2 separate regions of the Homo sapiens genome follow, and region 2 is linked to region 1. Evidence: read pairs that join two places in POLR2A ChIA-PET (ENCODE). Cell type or tissue: endothelial cell of umbilical vein. All regions are shown on one strand. Links, peaks and the distances in the headings refer to the core of each region. The heading gives the core; the rest is flanking DNA.

Region 1 (5,381 bases), core at 192-5,191:
GGACCCCTCCAGACTCTTGAAACTGTAAACACATTGGAAATCTTACAGTAAAACAAATCATTTCTCCCCAGAAGCAATGGCATCTTAGATATGGCCAGCTTTCCCAGATCAAGATTTCTCTGCCATCATCAAACTCTTACCTCTCTTAATTTTTCCTTTCTTCTGCCCCTATGAGCAACTGAACTGAAAAGGGGACCTTGTGTACGCCCATGGGGTACACTTTTATTTGTGGAGGACTTGAGAGTCAACCTTATACATGGGCAACCTTATGTCTTGATGGATGGTAGATGAAGGACCAATGTGGGCTAGGAATTTGAATGGTATTTTTGTTGTTTCATAGCTAGACAGAACATTTGTCCACTCCTCTTAACCTATATAATAAGTTAAAGAGAACATTTCCAGGAGACCTTCGTCCTTCTGAGTGGGCATCATTTTTTGATCCCTTTTGCCGTGGCTTGGAATAAATATAAATGAGGCAATGGTTAGAAATTTATCCCTCATAATATGCAGTAGAGCAGATTCTACTGCAAAGGCTATGGTTGCACAACAGATTTCTTTAAATTCTCTTGCTAAAGTTGTAGTAGATAATAAAATTGCTCTAGATTGTCTACTGGCCAAACAGAGAAATATCTGTGTAGTTGCCAACACTTCTGTTGTACATGGAGGAGTAATATATCAGGTATTATGCAGACTCAGTTGTAGGAAATTAACAAACAAGTTGCTTGATTAAAACAAGTATAGGAGATTAACAAACAAGCTGCTTGATTAAAACAAGTAAACTTTTTATCTGGCTCATTCTTTGATCTATTTGACTTTAGTTGGTTTGGTTCATGGAGACCCTGGCTAAGGAGCATACTCCAAACTATTGTTATTATCCTCCTGATAGTCATAATGGTAGTCTCCCTGATATGCTGTATTCTCTCAAAAGTTTGAAATGTATCCATGCAGCCATCCATAGAATACCAAATAGTCTCTTTTGACTGGAACAGCAAAAACTCAAAGAAATACATGATCTTGTGGATGGACCCTGTAACCTATAAATGACATGTTGACTGGAAACTCAAAATGATGGTAACTGAGAGTAGTGCTAAAGCCCTAAGTCTGTCACACCCACATCTAGGTGAGAACCTGACCAAAAGGGGGGAATTGTTAAACAAAATTATGGCAGGCCATTTTTTTGGATTGAGTTCATGCATTAGGCCCTAACAAAGCAGACCTAAACAAAATGGAGTCACTCTTGCTAAATGCCATATAATCAAATCGAAATTTTAAGGAAGCAGATAGATCCTAAAACAGACTAGTTTTGTTTTCTCTGAAAACAGAAGATTTCAACATAATAAGGAAGTTTTTTTCTGCTCTCTTATAAAAAAGTAACCTGAAGTAGCCTGATATTAACTAGTTTTTTCTATTGTTCTGTTTCCTTGTTCCCACCTTACAAAACCCACTGTTCTGTTATTACCCAGAGGGAGTTGAGACCATATAAGTCCATTTGTGATGGTGACAGAGTGACATTAATATCTACAATGGGGAAATTGTTATATCAAGTTTAGCTCAAAACTACCTCCTTACATATGTTAAGTTCGGCCTAAAGGTTTCTCCATGCATATATCCTATTTTATGTTACCTTTTTTTTTTTTTTTTGAGACAGAGTCTCATTCTGTCACCCAGGTTGGAGTGCAGTGGTGCAATCTCGGCTCACCGCAACCCTCAGGTTCAAGTGATTCTCCTCCCTCGGCCTCCCTAGTAGCTGGGATTACAAGTGTGCACCACCACGCCTGGCTAATTTTTTGTATTTTTTTTTTTTTTTTAAGTAGAGACGGGGTTTCACCATGTTGGCCAGGCCGGTCTTGAAATCCTGACCTCAACTGATCCACCCACCTCGGCCTCCCAAAGTACTGGGATTACGGGCATGAGCCACTGTGCCTGGCCTATTTTACCAACAATTTTAAAACTAGTTTTAACTAGTTGCTCAATTAAACTCTGTTAAATTTGTCTGAAGATTTTCTTTTAACAGCTTAAAACTGAACATTGACATTCTAGGTTTGATGGAGAGGACAGTCATGGAAGAATGTGATAGGACAAAGGTATGAGCTACGTATAGTAAACTGGGGCAAACTTGGCAGGGCCTGTTCATTCAGATTCCTCTCAGTATCCCTCTGTCTTCAGAGATAAGAAGGCTCCTTTCCTCCAAGTCATGAAAGGGCATCTCCCACATGAGGCTCTTACGGCTGCTTCAGGGGAAGGTCAGAGAGTTCTTCCTGCACCTGCTGTTTCTCAAATTCCTTCAGCTTAAAATATTCAATATGCCAAAGTACCATATTCTGTGGTTCAGTGTGTCCTGAACCCCATCAACCTCTTGGTTTCCCTGAAGAAAAAAATGAATGAGCATGATACCTGAAGCTAGACTATCCCTTAATCTATTCATTCATTTATCAAGTTCCTACTATGCAATAGACACTGTATTACACAATAGCGATTCAAAGGTAAATTAATCAGCTTCCTTTCACTCATGGGCACAGCCTTCTGATGTATAGGAAATCTTCAGGTTGTCTGTGTCACACAAAGCCAGGGAACATTGTTCACATTATGAATACATGCCTGGAAACCACCTCACAGGCTGCGCAAGGAATTATGCAATACAGTGAATGGTCCTGCCTTAAGTTTCTCAACTCTAACATTCAATGCACTTTGAAACAGAGCTTTAGGTAAGTTAAGCATGGATTTTTAACTTGGATAAAGCTAAATAACAAGATACTCATTAAAAAGATCTTATAAGCTTTTCAGTCTCTTAGATTTTAGCCTTAAGCAAGTCAAAAATCAAAGAAGGTGACAAAAGTAGTTCCTATTTGGGCACATTCCTAGTCTGTTTAATTCAGACCAGAGCCAAAAATTCCAATGGTTCAAGATGCCTCTGGATTGACATTGCCCAAAGGATGTTCCATGAAACACAAATAAAAGAGTTATTTGGGCAAGGCTTCTGAGGTCAAATAAGTCTGGGAAACACTAGGTCGAATGTTTTTCTTTATTGTAGAAAATCTGAATGACATGGAAGTGCTAGTAAGCCACGTGGATCTCAAAGAGAAGGGAATAGTATGTATTAGATCAACCAAACACTTTCTTCAAGAAGCAGCTGTCAGGCCTGGCCTTCTGTCAAAGACACTTGGGGCAATCTTCTTCCAGATGATTCTTTGACCTTGGCCAGAACCGCCTGTCAATGCACTTACCAGTAAGGGATGTTATATATGGCAATAAAGACTTGGATGGGGGAGGCACAGAGTGTCCCTCAGGGAAAAGGTAAACTTGAATTTTCTGATATTCTGTGGCACTGACCTTTGAAGAATAAGAACTGAGAGCACATGTTCAGCTCCCTGAGAATAAGAATCAGGTTTTCTTCCTCAGTATTTCAGGCAACACTCAGAGTAAATTAGTATTCAAGAAGTGTTTGTCCAACCCCATTAAAAAGCGGGCAAAAGATATGAACAGACACTTTTCAAAAGAAGACACCTATGCAGCCAATAAGCATACTCAACATCACTGATCATTAGAGTAATGCAAATCATAACTACAATGCGATACTATCTCACACTAGCCAGAATGGCTATTATTAAAAAGTCAAAACATAACAGATGCTAGTGAGGTTGCAGAGAAAAAGGAATGCTTATACACTGTTGGTGAGAATGTAAATTAGTTCAACCATTGTGGAAGACAGCGTGGTGATTCCTCAAAGACATAGAAGCAGAAATATCATTCAACCCAGCAATTTCATCATTGGGTATATACCAAAAGGAATATAAATTGTTCTATTATAAAGACACACACACATGTATGTTCACTGCAGCACTATTCACAGTAGGAAAGACATGGAATCAACCTAAATGCCCATTAATGGTAGACTGGATAAAGAAAATGTGGTACATATACACCATGGAATATATTATGCAGCCATAAAACAGAACGAGATCATGTCCTTTGCGGGGACATGATGGAGCTAGAGGCCATTGTCCTTAGCAAACTAACGCAGTAACAGAAAACCAAATACCAGCATGTTCTCACTTATAAGTGGGAGCTGAATGATGAGAACACATGGACACATAGAGGGGAACAACACACACTGGAGCCTAACGGAGGGAAGAGGGTAGGAGGAGGGAGAGGATCAGGAAAATAACTAGTGGATACTAGGCTTAATACCTGTGTGATGAAATAATCTGTACAACAAACCCCCATGACACAAGTTCACCTATGTAACAAACCTGCACGAGTACCCCGGAACTTAAAAGGTAAATAAAATTTTTTTAAAAAGTGTTTGTCAAAATAAATGTAATGTCTTAATATGCATACACATCGCTGATTTTACATGGGCATATGGGTTTCTATGCATGAGCAACCGCATTCATTTCATTCATCATAAGCATTTTGCCATATTATATTTCTAGCGCCACAGGCAGAAAAAACTGCTTTTATCATTTTCACAGAGAATATAGTACTTCCTGGTTCTAATTTCCTCTAAAAGCCAAAACACTGTAATCAGGAGGAAGAAAATCAGCCCTGCTGCTGAGGCTGAGAGGCACTTACAGGTAATCTGCTCAGCATGGAAATTGTTTCTCTCATGGCTGTGCCTGCCCTGAAACTTCCAAGCCCTGGTCTTAGCTACAAGAAAACAGATGGAGGGGCAGCAAATGTTACCCTTGTACCCTGGCTGATTGTGAACTAGCACAGAGCAGCCCCAGAAACAAATACACATCGATTACATTTAGCTATTCCTTTAAGAAGAAAAAGCAGCCATGACCTGCTGTGGGTCAAATTTTGCAGATAGTATCATTTTTCTTCTGGGTTTTAGAGGATTTTCACATTCTAAGGAAAAAAGGAGAGACTATCTTCTAGAGAGACACAGCCTGCAACCATCGTTTCCTCCATTCTCTCCGGGCGTGTGCCAGCAACAAGTCCAGCATGTTAAGTATTTTGTGGGGCTATTTTTCTTTTCTAAAATGTCAGTGCTATTGTAATCTAAAAGAAGAAACCAAGCCCCTAGGGGAGCCGTTGGTGAGAGGCTTAGTCATAAGGACACAGATATTGATTCTTACCTCCATTCCCTGAGCTCGGCAAGGACCTGGAGCTTTAGAGAAAAAGCCTTGATTTATTACCTCTATCTTTCGACTGAAATCTCTCCATTAACAAGGCCGAGCTAGTTGAAAAAAAAAAAAACTTACCGTGAAATATTTTTAATATACCTCAAAGTAAGGTAATTCAATAATCATGTCATTGTTTTGTCTATCCCCACTCCTTTCTCTTGCTGAAATATTTTATTTTATTTTATTGAAACGGAGCCTCGCTCTGTCGCCAGGCTGGAGTGCAGTGGCGCGATCTCGGCTCAGTGAAACCTG
Region 2 (5,381 bases), core at 330-5,329, 66 kb after region 1:
AATTCAGAGCACAGATATGGCCATATCTCTTTTATTTTTTACTTAAGTACTTAAATATCCACATGCCCTATTAGCAAAAGTGGCATCTTGGGTTATCTTCATCTCTAACGAGTCCAACCATCTCCCTGGAGCTTACACAAGGCAACAATATTCAGACCTGTCCTTCAACACCAAGCTGAAAGAGAAGTGCTTCAATGGATCCAGGGCTGCATGTCTTTTGCCTGGTGTCATTGTAAGGGACTAGTTCTACCCGCTCACCTCTTCACCTGGACTCTGAGGTTGCAAGTCTTTCAGATGATACTCTCATTCTCAGAAATTCTTCCCTTCATTCTTTTCACTGTGTCCAGAAGGGATAGTGATATGAATGATGCATTGTGTCAGAACCAGCCCTACCTCACACATTTTAAGGTTTTGATCCCATATCATCAGCCTAGATATGGCTACCTTGAGGTTGATTTTTATTTTAGGAACCTCATAGGCCTTCCTTGCCCTGGTTTTAAACGGAGCCCTTCAACCTTTCTCAGAAGCTTTACCTAACCAGACCTCAGGGAATAGTTTGGAATATTGGTCCCTTGTGTCAAAATGCCTGGGGGTCTTATGCAAATCAACTGCCATCTTCCTGCAGATCAGTTTCCCAAGTTCCCGCAATCGCAATCGACAAAAGTCAGACATGTCCCAAAGCCAGAATAATGAGTGCCTATAGCCCTGTATTAAATGACTAAAGGGACCACTAAAGAAACAGCACAGCAGAGAGGAGACAAGCTTCTCTTGATAACACATATATCCAGACATTCCTAACTAAAAAGCAAAGGCTGTGGACAAAATCAGATAATGCAGTGTGAGCTATTTGTATCTGACACATTTTCATTTGATCTGTCTAAACATTATAATACATCTTACTAATTTCCTCTTTGTCTAATTTAGGTAAGCCCTGGAAGACTTGAATAATTAAGATGTGCAGACAGGAATACAAATAGTATAACTCTCTTTAAATGTGGTGGTTACCGACAGAGCTTTCAGAAAGACATTTAGATATAAAAACTCCATCACCCTCTCCTCAGTTAAAAATGTTTATTAATGCACATTGCTAGCAGATGGAAACCCTAAAGATCTCCCATCAAAAGAAGGGAGTATTGCTACTGTGGGCAAGCAATCCACAAAGTCCAAAGAAATCAACCTGTTTCCTCCCTTGTGCTGAAAAGAGGTGATAGCAGGATGCATTGTTTACTCTTAATTGCACACAACAGCATAGAGATGTAATAATTTAAAGCACATGATTTCAAAACCTGGGAGAAACACATTTCACTCATCAGAATTGTTTAATCAGTTGTGAAACACTTTGGAAAGAGGCTGATCCCTGGCCAACAATATCCATGGCCAACTTAACGTGTATATCGGTCTTCCCGGGTCTTTTAGTCTGGAGCTTATTGAAAAACCTTAACTTCCTTTCAGAGAGAACTGATTCAGATTTAGCTTTTTTGATCTCTGAACCATGTATGCCTAAGCCGGGGATAGCAGATTTTCATCTAAAGGGCCAACCTTGATCTATAATAAATTCTACATCTATATCCAGCTGACAGTCAAAAGTAATGTCTACTTGGGCACGGGAGGAGTGTGAACAGGATGAGGAGCTCATCTCTTTGCCTCAGTATTCCCAGTGTCTTGAACAGTGCCCAGCCCACAGAAGGCACTCAATAAAAAGGCATGTTGAATGAATTAATTAACTAACCTATCATCTCCAGCTTATATCTTTGAAAAAACACAGTGTTGTAGAAAGCACACTAAAAACTAGAAGATGCTTGTTCCAGGGCTACCGTAACTACATGAGTAAGTCTCCTACCACCGCATCTCAGTTTTCCCCTCTGTAAACTGAATATAGCAACATCCACCCTGATTGGTCAGCAGCTGAAATAATGCTCTCCACAAAAAGCAACCCAGCACCATGTATCTTTCTGTAGTTTGATCCATCAGTTCACATTTTCCCATCAGCTTCTCAGAATTAATCTGCCTTTTTCAGCCTGTCTGACCCTCAGGACCTTTCTAAAGACAGGTTTGATGAGTTTTCAGGTGCATGCCCCTCCCGGAAGCCAGCCTCTGGATGGAGAAAGACAATCAGAATGCCAGAAAAGGTAGTTTGCAATGAACAGACTCATCAGTGATGAAATTGTTAACTCCTGAGCAAAATTACACAGAGAACTTTACAATAACATAATAAAAGGAGAACATGAAAAATCTAAGTGCTATACAGTGACATTTAGCTACAAAAGAAGAGGCTTCCAGGGGTATCTCCTTGACAACCAAAGGCAGAGTGGAGGAAGTGTAACCTTCCATAGCCTCTTTCTGTCAAAACAAACTATGACTTCATTACATCTGTTCTAAGCGGAGGCCTCTCCGTGTTCAAAAAAAAAAAAAACAAAACATATTTATTCATTAGAACAGATTTCCTGCTCAATTTAAATGATTCAGAAATGAAAATTCTGGGAACATAGGAGAATCGGATTCAAACTATTTGGGACAGCATTGCAGCTTCACAAGGATTAGGCCCCATCTATCTCTCATTCCTTTTCTTTCACTCAAATTTCTCCACAGGCTTTGCATCCTCTTGGAATAAAATTTAAATCCTTGCAATGCTAACAAGGCCTACCTGTTCTGGCCTGGCTAACCTCCCCACCACATATGCATTTGCCACTCTGTTGTCCCCACTCACTCCACGGTAGACATACTATTCCTTAAACCTGCCAAACACAACCCCCCATCCAGACCCTTGCATCTCCTGTGCCCTCGCCCTGGAACACTTTCCACCGGAAGATTCAAAAGACTCTGACTCACTTTTTCAGTTCCCTGTTGACATGTTATCTTAACAAAAAAGACTTTCCTGGCCCTTCTATTTGAATGAGCAGCTCGCACCCCAACTCTCTTGCTTCTTTAACCCTTTTCACATTTTTCTTCTTTGCTTTTATACCATCTGACATTTTTTCCATAGGTGTATATACATATGTATTTAAACATTTATTTGCTTATGGCTTATCTCCTCTTATTAGAATGTAAGCCTTGTAAGGTAGAAACATAATTTTTATTTCACTACTCTATCCCCAGTGCCTAGAGCAGTACCTGGTGTATACTCAAACATTCCCTGAATGAATGAGTAAACCCCTCTTCCCAGCCTACCCTTTCATGGTATTCAGGCACTCTTCCTCACATACATCATGCATTGCACCTCCATGCTTATTGCTGTTCCTCCCCCTGAAATACATTTTCCCTTATTTCTGGATCCCAGAGTAATTTCTTTTTTATTTGTTTGCTTGTTTTGAGACAGGGTCTTGCTCCGTCACCCAGGCTAGAATGCAGTGGTGCCATCATAGCTCACTGCAGCCTTTAACTTCTGGGCTCAAGTGATCCTCCCACCTCAGCCTCCAGAGTAGATAAGACTATAGGTGTGCATTATCATGCTGGCTAATTTAAAAAAATATATAGAGTTGGGGGTCTTGCTATGTTGCCTAGGCTGCCAAGAGGGATTTCTGTCCAGCACACACAAGAGCTGAACTGATTGGGAGGAATGGGCAGGAGGTAGGAAGGGGGGAACTTTCCAGAAAAAGATTGCAGCAGAAAACAGTTATAATGGTGAACACAGGGAGAATTGGAAGAATAATTTACCATGGAGAAGGAGAAGGGAAAGAGTCAGAGGGGAGACACCAAGCAACCATCTCCACCAAACTCAGCCTTGTGGCTCAGACCTGCATTTAAGAGTCGGCAGGGTTGCCATCGTCTAGAACCTAGTCCTCCCTCCTCTCCATTCTTCTCATATTTCCATCCATCCAAATCTTTCTTGCTGAGATCAACATAAATGCCCACGCTGTGGCTCCTCCACTCAGCCCTTCAGAGTCATGTACCCCTGCAGCTTTAGTGAGGGCCTCCACTCAGTGTTCATGAAACCCTACTCTGTATTTGAGAAAGATTTGTGGAGTTTTCCTACTTATTTTTTTCTCCAACTAGATAATAAACTCCTTGAAAAGCGAAGATGTACAGACTTTTGAAATATGTTTCAATTTTGACTTCAATACTGACTACCATATTTCATTGAATCTAAGCTAATATAAGATACATTATTTTATATACCACTAAAAACAGAAAAATACTTCCACTTGATTGTAAGACACTGCCAATTGTAAAAAGCATCCTGATTTCAGAGATCTGAGAATGTGAAAAGGGAGCATAGAAGAATTGATGGAAGGTATGTGGTCTTAGACATGTGGTAAGCCTCTCTGAACTTCAGACTCGCCATTCATGAAATGAAAACCATACTTTTTCATTCATTCAGCAAATGTGTATTGAGTATTGTGTATTGAGTGCTTAGGTGTTGGGAACTTTTTAAGTTGAAAGGAATAGTAACTGGCTCTGGTTAACATAAGCGAAAGAGGATTTACTGGAAGGATACTGGGAGCTCAGAGAAACAGGGGCTGGAGCAGCAGGCTTGGTGATGGCAGGAAGCAGGGGAGCACCAAGGCCTGGGAAATGGAAACCATGGCAACAGCTCTCACCAGGAGGGCTCTCTGGTGAGGACAGAGATGCTGGGATTCAACTCATTCTCTTGTCCATGGATAACTCAGGAGCCTCTGATGGACGCAGCCTGCCCCCTGGTGTAGGGGTCTGGGGCAGCATCTGCTTGCTTTGGCTTCCACAGTAGGAGGCAAACACAGAATTTGCCATCCCATCAAGACCACACACAACAGAAGAGAGGAAATTCCCCAAAGTGATTTGGAACATTAGGAAGGTGAGAAAGGGAAATGGACAATATGTGGTCAAAACAGAAACCAAAAGAGATAAATTGCATAACATACTCCTAATATGTGCCAGCCACTATACCCCCAACAGTCATGGTCCCCGTTCTTATAGGGGTTACTGTTACTATCCAGTGAAAGAGGCAAATGAGAAACAAAAAGAGAGATAAAGAGAGAAAGAGAGAAGGAAGGGAAGGGAAGGGAAGGGAAGGAAGAAAAGAGAGAGGGAGGGAGGGAGGGAAAAATCCAGATACTGTCAATGAAGAAAAGACTGCTACGGGATAGAATAACTGGGGCTACTTGGCTAAATCCAGTTGCTCATTTTCAGTCCTCATTTTACATAAAACATCAACAGCTTTTGACACAGTTGATCACTCCCTCTCTGTGAAACACTCTCTTCATGCAGCTCTGGGGAAATCATGTCCTCATGGTTTCTCCTCCTTCGCCAGTTGTTCCTTCTCTTTGATGCATCCTGCCTTCATTTCCCCACCCTTAAGTCCTGGAGGGCCCCAGGGCTCAGGCCTCAGACTCCCACTTTATCTGTACTTGCTCCCTTGGTGAGTGCCTCCAATCTCAAGGTTTTAAATATCGGCATACTGAAGA

What was found. Peaks named below come from ENCODE experiments on the same cell type or tissue, not always from the same donor. Only the 100,000 strongest peaks of a DNase experiment are listed, where the experiment ranks them.
Region 2: POLR2A ChIA-PET joins it to region 1 with 5 read pairs; 1 of 35 experiments calls an interaction of 5 or more read pairs at or near these places.

The regions. Positions count from the first base shown.
Region 1 is chr1:67,919,104-67,924,484 of GRCh38, reverse strand. The region is part of intron 1 of GNG12-AS1 (GNG12, DIRAS3 and WLS antisense RNA 1); the gene reads right to left. Among named protein-coding and RNA genes, the nearest start is that of GNG12, 88 kb to the right of the region's middle. In endothelial cell of umbilical vein, for the core only: no CTCF peak of the experiment used is centred there; a DNase peak (open chromatin) is centred at 2,264.
Region 2 is chr1:67,853,070-67,858,450 of GRCh38, reverse strand. The region is part of intron 1 of GNG12-AS1 (GNG12, DIRAS3 and WLS antisense RNA 1); the gene reads right to left. Among named protein-coding and RNA genes, the nearest start is that of GNG12, 22 kb to the right of the region's middle. In endothelial cell of umbilical vein, for the core only: a CTCF peak has its summit at 4,641 (motif pointing left); DNase peaks (open chromatin) are centred at 2,320, 2,810 and 4,600; H3K27ac peaks cover 2,056 bases.